Linked DNA regions of Mus musculus: region 2 is linked to region 1. A link is a loop called in an ENCODE intact Hi-C map of the cell type or tissue named here. Cell type or tissue: left cerebral cortex. All regions are shown on one strand.

The links. Hi-C counts contacts between places; a loop is a spot of excess contacts. Peaks named below come from ENCODE experiments on the same cell type or tissue, not always from the same donor. Only the 100,000 strongest peaks of a DNase experiment are listed, where the experiment ranks them.
Region 2: it touches region 1 in a loop (2.0-fold over the local background); 3 of 42 quality-filtered maps call a loop at or near these places.

Annotation. Positions count from the first base shown.
Region 1 is chr11:55,603,969-55,611,968 of GRCm38, reverse strand. Glra1 (glycine receptor, alpha 1 subunit) reads left to right here and starts at 3,771. Exons shown (of 9, transcript NM_020492.4): 1 at 3,771-4,291. The coding sequence starts at 4,236. It overlaps Gm51862 (a long non-coding RNA gene), which reads right to left. Exons shown (of 3, transcript XR_003949554.1): 2 at 7,427-7,499; 3 at 5,729-6,633. In left cerebral cortex, a CTCF peak has its summit at 4,720; DNase peaks (open chromatin) are centred at 3,319, 3,601, 4,109 and 4,672; H3K4me3 peaks cover 1,391 bases.
Region 2 is chr11:55,988,257-55,996,256 of GRCm38, reverse strand. The region is part of intron 1 of LOC115485826 (a long non-coding RNA gene); the gene reads right to left. Among named protein-coding and RNA genes, the nearest start is that of Nmur2, 49 kb to the left of the region's middle. In left cerebral cortex, CTCF peaks have their summits at 3,266 (motif pointing left) and 4,356; a DNase peak (open chromatin) is centred at 4,450.

The DNA of each region.
Region 1 (8,000 bases):
TCTTCTTTTTTTTTTTTTAATTGTATTACAATTTTTTCTTTTATTTTGTATGGGAGAGGTGCATGTGTGTGGGTACATACAAAGTATAGCTCCCACAGGAAAGTCAGTAAACAACTTTCAAAATATACATTATATATATACATTTTATATACACATTTGATATGTTATAAATATATAGTACATAAATATATTTATATATATATAATTTTCATTATCCATTCATTTGTTGTTTGGTAGATAGATTGATTCCAATTCTTTGCTATAGTAAATAAACAATCAATAAACACAGGGTACAAATGTCTTTATGACAGAGTATAAAATTATCTGGGTATATGTCCAAGAGTGAAATAGGTGAGTCATGTGATAGTTCTATTTTTAATTTTTGAGAAATCTGTAAAATAATTTCCACAGTAGCTGTATTAATTCACATCCCCCAGAAGTCACAAGAGTGAATAAGGGTCCTTTTCTCTCCTTTCCAACATTTCTTGTCAGGTTTGTTGATGATAGCCATTCTGACTGGGGTGAGTATACCAACGTGGTTTTAATTTCCCTTCCCCTGACAGTTAGGGCTACTCAATACTTTTAAAACCGTTATTGACTATTTGCGAGGGGGAAGGGGGTTGGTTTTTGTTTTGTTTCGTTTTTGTTTTTTTGAAGACTGCCTAGTCAATTATTCATTTATCTGTTGTTTGGTAGTTTTATTTCCTTGGGATTTATTTTCTGCAATTCTTTGTAAATTCTGGATAGTAGCCTCTTGTCTGGAGTGTAGATGGTAAAGATTTTCTACCGTTCTATAGATTGTCTGACACCTCTGCCGATTGTTTCCTCGGCTACACTGAAATTATTATTTTCATCTCATCACAGCAGTTGATGTTTGGGAAGAAATTAATGAAATTGAGTATAAAAAATAATAATACATAAAATCCACCAAAGAGTTGGTTCTTTGGAAAAAAGGAATGAGCTACGCAGCCCCTTAGTTACCTGGCTCACTTGTCTCAGAAGCAGCTGCACACCCCAGGAGTTCAGACCCACCATTTATCCCATGCCTGGGACTTAGTCAATTCGTGTGTGGACTGAATGAGAGTGTTGCCTCATAGCAAGCAGAACACAACTGTCTCTCTTTTGTGCCATAGTCACTCTCTTCTCTTGTATAGGCCACAAAGTGGAAAATATTCACACTCACCATCAGCAACACACACACATATACACACACACAGACACACACTTCCATCATGGAAAGAGTAACAGAAAATGCTAGACATTGTATTCATATCCAACTATGCAAGTGTTTCCTAGCCAGATGAAGCAAGAATACAGTTGCTGACTTCTTACTTGTTTTAATGTCTCTGGGGCACCACACACATTGACACATATTGATACATATATGTGACATAAACACGCATATATGAATAGCATAAATATATGTGGACAGAAATCAATTGCAAACAGAAATATATAAATACAAATAAACTCTTCCAAGTTCACTTAGAATAAATGTAGGAGACAAATCAAAAACAAATTATACACATGGGAGTATACACACTCATTAGGCTAGGCATGGTAGTGCATGGTTTTGGTCCCAGCATTCAGGGAGCAGAATCAGGTAGACCTCTGTGAGTTTAAGGCCAGGTTGGTCTACATATCTAGCTCCAATACTAAGTTCTACGCCAGACAAGACAACATAATGAGACAGAGAGAGAGGGAGAGAGGGGGTGGGGGGAGATCCCTGGTGTAGGAAAGCCATGAAAGAGTCCTTTCTGGCACCTGCTTCTGCAGTACAAGAGAGTGAAGTTCTGCTAGTCTCATCCTGAGCTGGGAAAGGAAGCTTTGCTTGGGAAAAGACCTGAACTTGCAGAGAACAGAGAACCATTGCCCCAAGTAAGGAATTCCTGAATATGCTGGGTAAATAGAAGGACTGTCTTCCCTAGGCAGCATTGGAACGGAGAGTCCCCAGAATCCCCAGTGAGTTCCAGCAGGCCAGAAAATCCTGCAGAGGCTATTAATCCACTAAAGTCCCCTAGCTGGGAGAAAATCTGATTAACTCTACCTCTCCAGATGGGCTCAACTGTGAAATGTATATCTCATTTCTGAAAGTCAGATAAGGTAGAGAAAAAGGCAGGTGAAGAAGAATTAGGGAAGGAGTGCCGTAGGAAAAAGATGCATGCATGCACTCCTTGGTTTCTCCATTAATTTGGAGCTCAGTTTTTCCAGCCTGTGTGATGTGAATCAAATGTCCTCTGTTCCAATGGAAGAGTGTATCTTCTATCTCTTTCAAAAGAGTCAGGCAGGTCAGCTCTCCCTTAACCCTAGAAACTTTAAAAAAAAAATCCTGAATTTCCCGACCACAGTAATCCTGGAAAGAGACTTACTCTATCTACCAGACCTTTTTTTTTTTTTTTAAGTCTTCTGGGCTCAAATATTATACCTTCAGTGCTTCAACAAAATTGAGGGACCTTGTTCCATTGACCCTTTTAAAATGGAAACAGGTGCAGCAGCTCTCCACGGTCAAACATTAGGCAGAGCTTGGGAAGTCCTGTGGAAGACTATAAGGAAATTTTGAGGGAGCCAGAGGAGTCAAGGACACCACAAGAAAACCTAGAGAGTCAACTCACCTGGGCCTGTGGAGGTTCACAAAGACTGAACCACCAACCAAAGAGCATGCATGGGCTGGTCCTAGGCCCTCAACACATGTAGCAGATGTGAAGCTTGGTTCCATGTGGATCCCTGAACAATTGGAGCAGCAGGAACTGTCTCTGACTCCATTCCCTGCCTTCCCCTAACTGGGCTGCCTTATCTGGCCTCAGTAGGAGAGGATGCTCTTAGTCCTGCTGTGACTTGATAGGTCAGGGCCAGCTGGTACCCACAAGGGGCATTCCTTTCTCTGAGGAGGGGGTGTGAGAGTGGGACTTGGAGGAGAGGAAGAAGAGGGGCTGCAATTGGGATGTAAAATGAATAAACGAATTAATGAAAAAAATGATAAACTGAGTCTGCCTGAGCACATCTGGACTGAGGCTCATGGTGTTTTACTTACATACAGCTATTTTTTAAAAAATCATGGTAAGGATTTTGAAAGACTTAAAAGATAAATTCCATGACCTCTCTGGAGCGACAGAAGACCTGAAAAGACCCTGAGGCCTGGGAAGTGCATGAGGCTGGTCTCTGCCAGCACTCCAAGGGTTAAACTCAAGCCAGAGCCTAACGTGCAATTGGCCGAACCTGGAGAGAAGATATGGTTTTCGCAGCTGCGGGCCAATGAACACTCCGAGTGGGAGGGTTTGAAGCTTCTAAGGAGTTTTTCCCCCCATTTTCCCCTCTCCACCCCCTCCCGTCGGTCCTCGCCCCCACCATCCTCTACGCCGCCAGTTTGTTAAATTAATGCAGTAAGAAAGTCTGAAGATCTGAGGGAGTCTGGCCAGAAGAAGATGGGCGAGCTTAGAAATTGGAGATGCCTGTGAAAGCTTGGGTTCTTGAGCCCTGCTGGGAAGCCATGGACCCCAGCAGCCCCTGAAAGTTGTGGTGGGCTCTCTTGCTCCTGCAGCCCCAAGCAATGGGACACCTTTCTTGCAGCGATCCCAACTTATTCGTCGGGGACCAGAGAACACGGACTGCAAGGCGGCAGCAGACAGGAACGGAGGCAGGGGAACGAGATTCCGGGACTCGGTCGCGATGCGCCAGCCTGGCACACTCTCCGACATCTAACTGAAGCCAGCACCGTCACCTGCTCCACCCCCCCCCCCAACCCCTAAAACCCCTCGGGCCAGCCCAGGGCCAGAAAGAAGATGCCAGCCGGGTCTAAGGGTCTGAGGCCAGGGCTCTGATCCCCACGGATTTCTTCCTTTCATGGAGCTGGCCATCTCGACAGGAAAATAAGGGTAAAAATAAAGAAGAAGAAGAGTAAAGAAAGAAAGAAAAGAAGAAAATATACCCACCCCCAAACGTGCCTCCCAGCGCCGCAGGGAGCCTCCAGCGAGTAGAGCTTCAGCCGCGCTCTTCCCGCCCGCAGCCGGGCTGGACGCTCTCCGTGGTGCTGAACCTGCACGACTGCCGCTGTCCGCGGTACCTTAGCTGCCTGGCTGCAATTCTCCCCCGGCTCTGACACCTCGTCCCTCTACTCCCTGCCCCCTTAAACATCTGGATTATTATCCCCAGTGGCGCTCTCTGGCTTCGTAAGTGCCCATCGAAAACATTTTTGCACCCCCATAACTCGTGGACTTTACAGCACTAGAATCTGGAAGATGTACAGCTTCAATACTCTGCGATTCTACCTTTGGGAGACCATTGTATTCTTCAGGTACGCGATTTTCTATACTGACCACTATCCTTATGGTGCAATAGGGGTTCAGGAGGAGTAGGGAGGCTGACTCTGCCGCGGCTTCATCAATTGGGGAGGGGGTGCTGTGTGCTGAAGGCCCTTCCATCCCTCTCCTTCCCCCACCCCCCACCCGCAGGGTGTCTGGCTGGTGCGTGTAGGTCCCAGACAGTGGCTGCTCCTGGTTGCTCCGGCAGCGGTTTGCCTGTTCTTTGCAGTCTGTCTGCTTACTGCACTCCCCGCAAAATTGGGGCCCCAGCCCCCTAGCCCCTCTGCTCGTTACCCTTCACTCGACTGAGGACTTAAGGGGAAGCTTTGTGAGTTTTTTAGTTTAATTGGGACCGCATTCTCTCAAACCGCAGTGCTGGAAACCCCGGGTCTCCCGTCTGGGAGCGAAGTGACAACTAGCGGTGACGCGGAAGGTTGCAGTTGGACTGGCTGGGCACAAAACAGCATTCTGTCTCTCTTTTTGTTGTTTTGCTTCGGGGTCAGGGGTTTCTGTAGTTTGGAGCTGGGAAAAAACGCAGTTATGACCGCAGCTTACAAAGCCCTAACTTAAATGCAGATCAGGCCTATTTAATAATAGATGCTAGAAAATATTTTCCTTTTATAACTTTGACTCCCTCCTCCCTGATACACGCTTCTTTCCAAACTCTGTTACAACAGACCCTCCGCTACTCCAAAGGGCAGTTCTTCTTTATGAATGGATGCCTATATCTGCTGCCATAACTAGGCTCCCCACGCCCACCCACTGACTCCTAATTCTCTGCTTACAGACTTGGCATTCTTGTCTTAGTCCAAGTGAAAAGTGAAAAATTACATCTTTAGGAAGTATTGAAACAGATAGGCCTTTCGAAAGTGGGCAAATCATGCCGTCTTCAGAGGAGATGATGATAAATTCCATCTATATGAATTGAGAAATATTCTTCCCAGCTCTGCAGAGATCGTTAATCTTCCTCATTCTAGCGCGTCTGCTTCTCATGTTTTACCACTGTGGTGAGTTAATAGGCATTTGGAAAAAAAAAACCCACTCCGCTTGTTCTAAAAGCTAAACGACCACCAAATAAGATCTTCTCTGATTGTAAAACAGAATGTAAACGTGATTTTATTGCACTGCAAAGAGTTGCTGGTTTGACTGATCCATTGGTTGGTGGTAGGAGTGAGGCCTTCTCTCCCAAGTGACAATTTCTGAAACTGAGCCTCTCTTTGCGTTTTTTCCCTCTAGAGATGATGAAGGTTCATCTTCCCAGGGTTACCCACTGCTAAAGCTTTTAATGCCCTCTTAAAATAATTTTTAGCATCTCATTGTCCCAACCACAGCTTAGACTGTAAATAGCCAAATATTTTTTTAAGTCCAACATTCCAAGGCCTTGTGAGATTTACCTACTTCGTAAGATGGATGAGGTGGGAGGACTAGAAGAGTCTTGTCCTCTACGCACCCCCCATTCCTTTTTTTCTTAATGCAATACTTGATTTTCTTCTCCCAGACATGAGCTTTCACCAAAAAAGGAGAATCGGTCTAAAAGGTCTGCATTGTAATCGCTCAGATAAGGGTGAGGCTCCACTGTCTTAATTCTGCAAGTGAACTGGTGGTGGCCCAGCAGAGTCTCCCTTCCCCTATATGGGTGAAGGCACCTATGAGCAGCAATGGGCATGATGGAGAACTCACTGTGCTTATGAAGAAATGAGAGGCATGACTAGAGAGATCCGGATCGTGCTGCTGCTGCTGTGGTGGCGGCGGCAGCACTATCGAAGCCAGAGAACTGGCTACTCCACTTCAGGAGTTAACGTTCAGACCCTTTGCAGTTTCCCAGAGAGATGAAGCCAAGGGGGTCACAAAGGAGTTAACCACGGAATATGTCCTTGTTCAAATGGCACTTGCGTCTCTAATCCTTTCATCTTTTACATTTTAGGTGAGACATACAAAGAGCCTTAGCATTGAGGGTAAACAGAGGCCAGCAGCTTCCTTGCAGGTTACATGAGAATAACTACTCCTTCTCACCAAGGGACAGGCTTAAGAGTTAGAGTGAGCCAGTGTGTATATTCCCAGGGCTCAGGCCCTTCTTAGATCAAGTGAGGCTTGCCACTCACCTGTTTGAGATTTCAGAAAAAAACGTGGGGGCCACCAGGGGGCTACCTAAGGTGCTGCATCGCATCTGTGAGCAACCAGCAAAGCAGCAACATCAACAGCAAAACAAACAAAAACAGCTGAAGTGAGTGGTGGGGGAGCCTCACGTGCTACCAATGCAGGAAGTGAATGGAGGCCTTGGAAAGGCAGCTGGGGTCCGAGGAAACAGCATCAATGCAGTGTTCATTAGCCGTGTCTGCACAAATACATGGAAGCAATTTGGCTGAAGTCCCTGCATTCAGGTTAAACAGCCTAATGTTTTAAATTTAATATGTAACACCCTGTGATCCAATAACATAAATCTCGTGTCACTCAGAGGTCAGGGCCTTATATCTACAGGGGCTAAAACTAATATTCAATTTTTGATTAATTACTTAATACTGCAAACACATTCCCTTTCCAACCCACCTTTAAACTAAAGGGAGTATGGCTTTGATTCCCGGAGTCTTGACAGAGGCTTATAGCAAGGATGAGACTAGTATAACCCCAACAGTCCCTCACCTTCTCAATAACTCAGACAGTCATAATCTGTAACAATGTTTCTCAGCCCCTGCACTTTCGGCATTTTGATCTTTGTAATTCTTTGTCATGACGTCTGCCCTGTGCGTTGTAGCAGTCTGTCTGCTGCCGGTAGCGTTTTTCTCCCTGATCACAACAATCAAAAACGTCTCCGGACACTGCAAACTACCCCAGGGTACAGTGTGAAGGGACAGGATTTTTTCCAAGTTTTGAATGACAATAGAAATAAATAAATTTTTAATCAGCTGCCCTGATGCACTAATCACAATAATGAAAAAGTCGAGATTGCTTGAGGTAACAACCCCTGGCAGGATACCCAGCATGTCCCACTGAAATAGAAAAGGATCTAGTTTAAGCTTCAGCAAGGGATAAATACAGGAAGGCGTGAAGCAAATCATGGGTGATTCTCCCAGGAGATCACCACGTTTTCCTTAAGTACCACTTCCATTTCCCATCCCGATAGACGATACCTTGTACTGAGATCCTGTGTGTCAGTCCCTTGCTAAGAAAGCTGATCAAAACCTCAAAATAAGGATGTCAATTCTAGGATGAGAAAAAACATGGTAAATACATTGTTTAATGTCTCTATCACTCTGGAAAGATAGATGACTATTTTCCTAAGATATGCCCTCTTGGAAAGGTCCCCAAGCTTATCAAGAAGGGCAGACAACCACCTGGATCTTTCTCCCTGGAAACATCTATGTTCTCCCCGAGTCCTTCCCACTGTATTTTGGGGTACTGCAGAACGCATCTAGAAGTTTCTGAAATGGCCCAAGGACTTTTTCCTAAGATAATAAGCCTTTAAGGCAAGTCTGCATCAGGGACAGCCAAACTGTCAATCAGTCCACCTGCCCTCTGGAGCTTAGGGAAGATGGGAAAGAAATGTCATATGTTCATTCCCAACCGGCAGTTTGAACAAGGCCAATACATGGAATTGTACGTCTGCACATAACGTCTGCAAACTTGAGAAATTGGGACGGACCCGCCAGGGGCATGTGGGAAATTTATCTTAGGAATGGTCTTATGAAAGACTGCAGCTAAATG
Region 2 (8,000 bases), 380 kb before region 1:
AGGAAGTTGAGATTGCCACATACTGGGTACTACACAAAATTCACAGAGGTACAATGACATACAGTCATTGCATGCCACAGACTCCAAACACTGTGCAGTCTTCCATTCTCCCACCATTTCTCCATACTGGGGCATTGTCGTTCTTCATAGTCTGACATATATATATACATATATATATATATATATATACATATATATACATATATGTATATATATATGTATAATGATTGTATATATCTTTCCTTGTCATTACTTCCTGTGAAGATCAGCATAAATTGTCTACCTTACAAAACATAGAATGACCTGGGAAGAGTCCCAGTAAGGAATTGTCTACATTGGCTTGGTCTATGAGCATGTTTTATGAGGTATTTTCTTATTAAGTTAATTTATGTTGTTTAGACACAGCCCATTGTGAGTGGCAGCATTCCTTAGGCAGAGGATCCTGAATTTAAGAGTGGAAAACCCTAACCAATCACAAGGAAACAAATGCACATGCATTCTTTTCTCTCTGCTCTCAACAGGATGTGCTGTGACAGTTTGAAGTTCTTTCCTTGACTTCTCTACCAAGATGGACTGTAACCTAGAACTGTAAACCAAAATGAACTCTTTTGCACAAAAAGTTACTTTTTCTGTGTATTTTTATCACAGCAACAGAAAGAAGAACCCCTCTCAATAACATAGTATAGTAACAATCTAGTGACCTTGTCATTATGTTGGTGCCATAGTGATGACTCAAAGCTTGGGGCAAGATGAATGTCAAGGCTATGCTATTTTACACATGAGCTTTGAGCATTCATGGGTATCAATATCCAAGAACCAACTCCTGGTGGAGACTAAAGGACAGAACTGAACACACATGTGTAGGCATACACACACACACACACTGTGAGTCTCTCAAAAGCACAATAATGTTGTAGATTTCCACACCCTGTAGATGACCCAGCATGAATGTCAATTGCACTCTCTAATATGCTGACACTCCTAGCCATCCTTGGAGGAGTATCCAGGAGTTATATACTGGTCTAAAAAGCCCAGAAGCCTCTCTGGAGCAAAAGGCAGATGAAGTGAGACAGCCTCCCTTGGCTCAGGAACAAAGCCTCGGGCCTGGAGCATGGGGAGCTACGATCAGTTAACTGAACAGATAAGAAAGCCAGTGCTTGAGAAGTGTCTATTTCCAGTTTAGCAGAAGGACTTCTTTCTTCCGTGCATTCACAGGCCAGATTCTTTCCTTATTTCCTGGACAGAATTAATTTGCATGGTCAATTCAACCCTTGTAAGGTTTAAATGTATCTGGTTGAAACTAGTCTGTGGCTGATTTGTGGAGGCTCTCCCTTGTCTCCATGTGGACCAAAGTTACTACAGCCTGGGGCAAAGTTACTAAACCATCAGAGAGTCAAGGCTGGACACGGGGATGCATCCTCTCACTGGTGAAAGGAGAGCATGCTGTCCTTCTGGGGGCTACAGTAGCCTTGCCTGATGGCTGTGTTCCCAGGGCTCCCCAGGGCTTTCTCATCTCTGTAGCTGATACTGTTGCAGACTACACACTACGCACACACACTGAAGGTCTAAGAAACAAACCACCATCAGAGCACAGAAAGCTCATTACACTTAGCATTTTTTCATTTCATTGCATGTTACACTAGAAATTACATAGGCTATAAACAAATAAAATTATGTGGAATTTTAAAGATTTCTTTTTATTTCTGCATATGTGTATCTTAGTGTTTCTGTTGCCTTGATAAAACACCATGACCAAAAGCAACTTGAAGAGGAAAGAGTTGACTTCAGCTTACAACTCTGAGGCCACACTCCATCACTGAGGGAACTCAAGGCAGGAGCCTGGAGGGAGGAAATGAGCAGATGCCACGGAGGAATGCTGCTTATTGACTTGTTCTCCATGCTCTCCAAAGCTCAGCTTGCTTTGTTATACAACCCAGGATCACCTGCTCGAGGGTGGTACCACCCACAGGGAGGTGGACCTCCCACATCAACTGTCAATCACGAAAATGCACTATGGTTTGCCCACAGGCTAATCTAGTGGGAACATTTTCTCAGTTGATATCCATTTTTCCAAAATGACTCGAACTTGTGTTGAATCAATATAAAACTAGCTAGCACCATGCATGTGAAGTTCACATGTGTTCAGTGCCCACAGAGGCCAGAAGAAGGTGTCTGATCCTCCCAGAGCTGGAGCCACAGGCAGTTGTGGGTCACCAGACAAGGATAAGGTGGAATCTGAACTCTTATCACTTGTGTGTAGCTCATTTTATTTCTCATATTTTGAGGCTCTGCCATGCCACCTTGAATTCTTGCCTAATTGAGCTGCAGTCCTCTGTAAGAGCAACAAGGGCTTTTAACCAGAGTCATCTCTCCAGCTTTAAAGTTATCTGTAATTTAATCACTCAGATCAAAGAATAATGAAAATCCTTTTAATGTTATGCACATAGGCCCATTAGTAATATATATATAAAACTTCTGAGAGAGTTCCTCTCTGTCTGTTTAACCTACCTACCAGCCAGTTCCACATCGTCCCCTTTCTAGAATGGAATAAAAACCCAGGGCTGTTTTTAACTGTGTTCCGCTCACCCTGTGCCAGGCCCTTTAGCAAGTGTGTAATATATATGACTTCATTTAACTCAAACAGCAGGGCTCTGGAAGCAACCCAATTGTATGAATGAGGAAGGAGAGTGTCAGAGTTGAAGCAGTTCCTCCATAGCCTAAAGGCCTGGGTTGCAACTCACATCCCCCTTAACCATCACTCTTCTGGGTTTACCTGAGACATCAGGATAAAGTGCCTATCTGCCTAATTTAGTCATGTTCTGCCGGCTTCCCCTCTAAAGACCAAGCGCACCCAACACACTTGAGAAATGTGCTCCTGCGAGGATTCCACCTGGCTGGGGACAATACCATGCCAGTGATTCCTAAAGCTGAGACCAAAGGCCACTCTCTGCAGAGGCAAGTGATGTTCTTGTTCAAACCAAGACATTGTATCACATGTGGAACAATTAAATATTTAGACATAGGAAGAATTCAGTAGTCAAGTAGGCAAGAATTCAAGGTGGCATGGCAGATCCTCAAAATATGAGAAATAAAATGAGCTACCCACAAGCAGTAAAGAATTCAGATTCCACCTGGGTGGACTGTCCAGAACAGCAAGAGCCTGGAGGGCAAACACCAAAGGGTCGGGGAGGAGGGAGAAATGGGGAGAGAGGTTCTACCTCCTAAAGGTTCCACAATCTCCCCCAAACAGCACCACCTACTGGGGGGCTCAGTGTCCAACCATCTGCACCTAAGGTGGGCTTCACCTATTCAAGCTACTATACAGCTGATGCTGGGACACACTGAAGCTCAAAACATATTTTCTTCCATCCCTCAGCACAGCTACCAAGAAACATCCCAAAGAACTTCCAAAGTCCTTTATTTCCAGAGCTTGTTTGAAGAAAACAAATTTCCCAAACAGATTTTTCTGGCTAAGCCAGCACCAAGAGCCTTGAGATGGCACCTGTCACTCAGCTGGGGCCAGGATCTTCAGTCAGTGAGGCATGTCGAAGGTTCGCCTGGCCATCAGCACATCTGTCCAACCTGGTTGCCAAGTCATGGAAATGAGCACAGCATACAGAGGGTAGGGGAAGTGAATGACAAGAGCAAGAAGCAGCCGGGATCAATCAATAGGACTGGGGAGCCAGCACATGCAGCTCTGATTTCCAGCAAACGGAAGTCAATGGGCTAAAAACTTAGGGTTCAATACAGTCATTTAGTCACGACCATTCCTTCTGAGGCAAATTAATTCCTTTGTGGCTCTGTCTCTTGGCAAGAAGTCTAGGGGCTGTGGCTTCCAACGAAGGCTTGGTTTCCACATCTTCCCAATATTTTAATCCTTTTAGAGCCATTCTTGGCCCATGGCCTTCAGTATGTTGGCTTTGCTTCAACAAATTAGTTGCTGTAGGAGGCAGGGAGACACAACTCAACCCTGCCTGTGGTACCCAAGATTGGGCAGGGTCTCCCCCATGGTCAGTGTTGTGTGTCAAATTACTTGTATGCTCAGTAGGATTAACCCTTTCCAGGAGCTATGTAAAAATTCATTTGACTCTTATATCTACCCCTCATAGGTAGGAACTATTTTGCCTCTTGCAGAGTCAAGGAAAAGTTAAGGGGTCACAGATCATTGGCTTCACACACTCTCGCACCCTGTTTTAATGTCTCCACGACGCCCAGAATTTCGGGCTTGATTATTTTGTTTTTCTGAACCAATGCCGCATAATACTGACTGGGTATCTGGGCACTTAGAACTGTCCTTAGCGTAATTGTTAAGACCCACCCCAAAGCCAAGATTCATAGCCCAATTGCATTTGCAGCCTTAAGCCACTAGGGGATGCTGGTGAGCTGCAGAAAGCTGGAAGGATGCCCACAGATCTGGTTTTAAAATTGCATTTTTACTTAAAGGGCTTCCTGGATGCTCCAAAACGCAGCTCGGGGCCTTTTGCAGGGAAGGCTGGTTCACTTTCTATAAAGGTGTTAGCCTTATTTTCTCCTGAGGTTGGAGCTGGTGTTAACCAGCTCTGAGTGAGTCAATGAGCCAGCCTCCTGATGGGGGTGAGTGGTAACAGGAAAGAGGGTTTTGATTGCCGGTATCTGCAAAGTCCTGGGAGATACTCCAAGAGGAGAATTTTGAAACCTGAAATGACCAGACTCTCTAAATGTCATAAACACTGTAACTTTTAAAGATAACTGATAAATGCAGATATCCAGGACGATGCCACATCAAGCCACCGTTAGGTAAGGAAAGACACTCTATAACAACAACAACAACAACAACAACAACAACAACAACAACAACAACAACAACAGAGTGTAGCCCTGGAACCCTGTGATCTCGACTTGACTTTTCAGCTTATGAGGCTGGGAAACCTTTGTCAATGGCTGACTCTTGCTGAATTTCCGTTTCTTTTGAAATGGCTTACACCATAGATCACCCTGTGTGTTTAAATGGGTTAATTTATGTGAACTTTTACACACAGAGAAAGTGCCTGTGGTGGTTTGAATGGAAATGGTCCCCCACCAGGCTCATCTGTTTGACTGCCTGGTCATTAGCAAGTGGTGCTACTTGAGAGGGAATTAGGAAGTTTGTCCTTGTTGGAGTAGGTGTGGCCCTGTTGGAAGAAGTGATGGGCGGGGGAAGGGGGGGGGCTGGGGTTTCAGTAGCCAAGCTAGACTCAGGTGCTTGGGGATCCTGCTGTAGAGAACTCTCAGTTCGTTCAGCACCATGTCTGCTGGTAATAGACTAAACTCCTAAGCCTGTAGGCCAGACCCCAGTTAAATGCTTTCCTTTATAGGAGTTGCTGTGGTCATAGTGTCTCTTCACAGCAACAGAAAACTAAGGCAGTGTCAGTGACTTCTATTAGATGCCTTTCTCCTGCTGCTGGTTAGAAATAGAAGATGAAGCCTAGGTGCTGGGCCCCATGCCTGTAAGCCCAGTACTAAGTAGGCAGGGGAAAGAGAATCATGAGTTTTAAGCCAGTCTATGCTACATAGTGAGCTCTGGGCCAGCCTGGGCTAAGCAGCAAGATCCTGCCTCAGGCTTTCCCACACCCGTCAAGACATAAAAGCTGAACTCAAGATCTGATATGGAGATGTGATCCCTGTGGTTTTAAGACAGTAGAAACAAAACAGAGGTGCTTAGAATGCAGGGAGCATCAAAGCTGATGCGTTTGTGCTGTTTAGCACGGGTTTCAAAAAAAAGTAAAAGCCACAATTGATGTGGAGTCCTTTCCTGTTCAAGGAACTATACCCAAGGCTGTATGAATTCAATGTTGTTACAAAAGGAGGAACAATGAAAGCAAAATAGGGTTGCAACAAGTTTAACTGATCAGGAGAAAGACTGGCCAGCTGCAGATCTCCCAGTATAAGGACACAGATGATCCCAGACTAACACAGGCAGGATGGCTTGGGAGGAGTGTGTAGTCTGCTTTGAAGAGGGGTTCAAGGTTTATGGGATGCTCTGTGGGAAAAGAAGGCAATGGGGGTCTTATAACTGACTGTTCAGGTAGTTTGGACCAGAGCCACTGGTTTCTATTTAGGACAAGAAAGTGGAATGAGTATCAGTGGATATTGGAGAGTCTGTACAGCTTCTGACAGTGTGTGTGTGTGTGTGTGTGTGTGTGTGTGTGTGTGTGTGTGTGTGTGTGTGTGTGTGTGATGCTCACACTTGCATGTACACATACATGGAAGCCAGTTGATACTACCTTGTTTTGAGACAGGATCTCTCGGTGAATCTGGAGTTTGCTATGTTGACTCTTAATTAAAAGATGATGATTACTTTCTAAAGAATGATACCAAGTATCCTTTTCCTCTTTGGCATGTATGTAGCTGTGGGTGCATGTGGGTGTATGTGGACACATGTGTATGTGGAGGGCAGAGGTTGACAACAGATATCTTCCTCCATCACTCTCTAGTGTATTTACTGAGGTAGGGTCTCTCACTGAACTCCAGAGCTTACAAATTTGGCTAGCTAATCTACCTGACCAGCTTACCTATTTCCACCTCCTGAGTACAGTAGGATTAAGACAAGTCAGCACACCCATCCAGCTTTCATGGGTTCTCAGGATGTGAACTCTCATCTTCAAGGTCATTTGGCAACAGCTTTATCCTCTGAGTCAAGCACCGCTATGTACCTTCTTCCCAATAAAATTAAAATATTTATTTTCTCTCATATGTAGAATATATCTAAAATGTACATGTAAGAGGTTTTATTCTCAGAGAGTCGATTGATCCCCATGATGATGAGTGCTGTCAACTTGACAGAATCTAGACTCACCTCAGAGATGAGTGTCCCTGGGCCTGCCTGAGAAGGATTACCCTGATTACATTAGTTGCTGTAGGAAGTCCTGTCTTAACTGTGACTGGAAACCATTCCTGGACAAGGATTCCAGACTGTGTAAGGGGTATGGGGAGGGCGGTAAAGAGCAGCATGAATATGTCCACTGCTCTTGTCTTCTGGCTCTGGATGCTCTGTGACCAGCTGCTTCAATTTCCTGCTGCTGTAACTTCCATGATGTGATGGACTTTACCCTTGAAATGTGAGCCAGAATAAATCCATTCTTCATTAGGTTGATTTCGCCAGAGTATTTTATCCTATCAGCAGCTACAAAAACCAAGCATCCTGATAAAGCTACCCTTGGTCATGCTTCACCAAACTAATTGCCCCACTGAAGAATGTCCATCCCTGTCTGACTCCCTGGAGTGTCACCTGTCTGGACTCATTTTTTCGATTCCTTCTACATACAAGGGGTTTTCCTCCCCTCTCCTTGTTGCTTCCAACCCTCAGTAGCTAAACCAGTTTTCTATATCCATGAGCAAGTCCTACCACCAAGAATCAAAATAATTAGGTCTATAATTTCAGGTCTGCCTTGACTGGGCTGCAGTATTGTATTGGGGAGCGCCTTCATTTTCCAACCTCCTAATGATTGCAATTTTGCAGACTCTATTTTACACACTGATGCATAGCCAAAGCCGCCTCTCAGTTCAGAGTAATCATTGAAGTAGAGAGAAGACCTGACACTGTATCTCTATCATGGGCCCGTATGCAATCTTCTGAATGTAGAATGAGCTGAAATGCAGAAGGTCCTGGAGATAAAATACTGCTCCTAGAAGCAGGCAGCAAGGCTAATAGGTGGGATGTCATGGTCTCTCTCAAGTCACCCTGGCTTACACTCACTGTACAAGGGTCTTAGTGAAGTCTCTTAAACCTTGTCTTGATCACTTGTAAAATGAGAGTAGAGGTGATACCACCTGAATAGGAACGCCTCAAGGACCATCCAGCCCTGATCAAAATGAACTTAGTAGAGCTTGTGTTGGCCATCAGGATGCTCTGAATAGGAAGTGGGCTAATTTCAGAGTTGGCAAAGAGGCCAGTTCTTGCTTGAGTTCAGATTTCCCTTGGAGCATGAAAGAACAAAGTGAATTGCTCACTGAAAGACAGAGAGCATCCCTATGAGAAGATA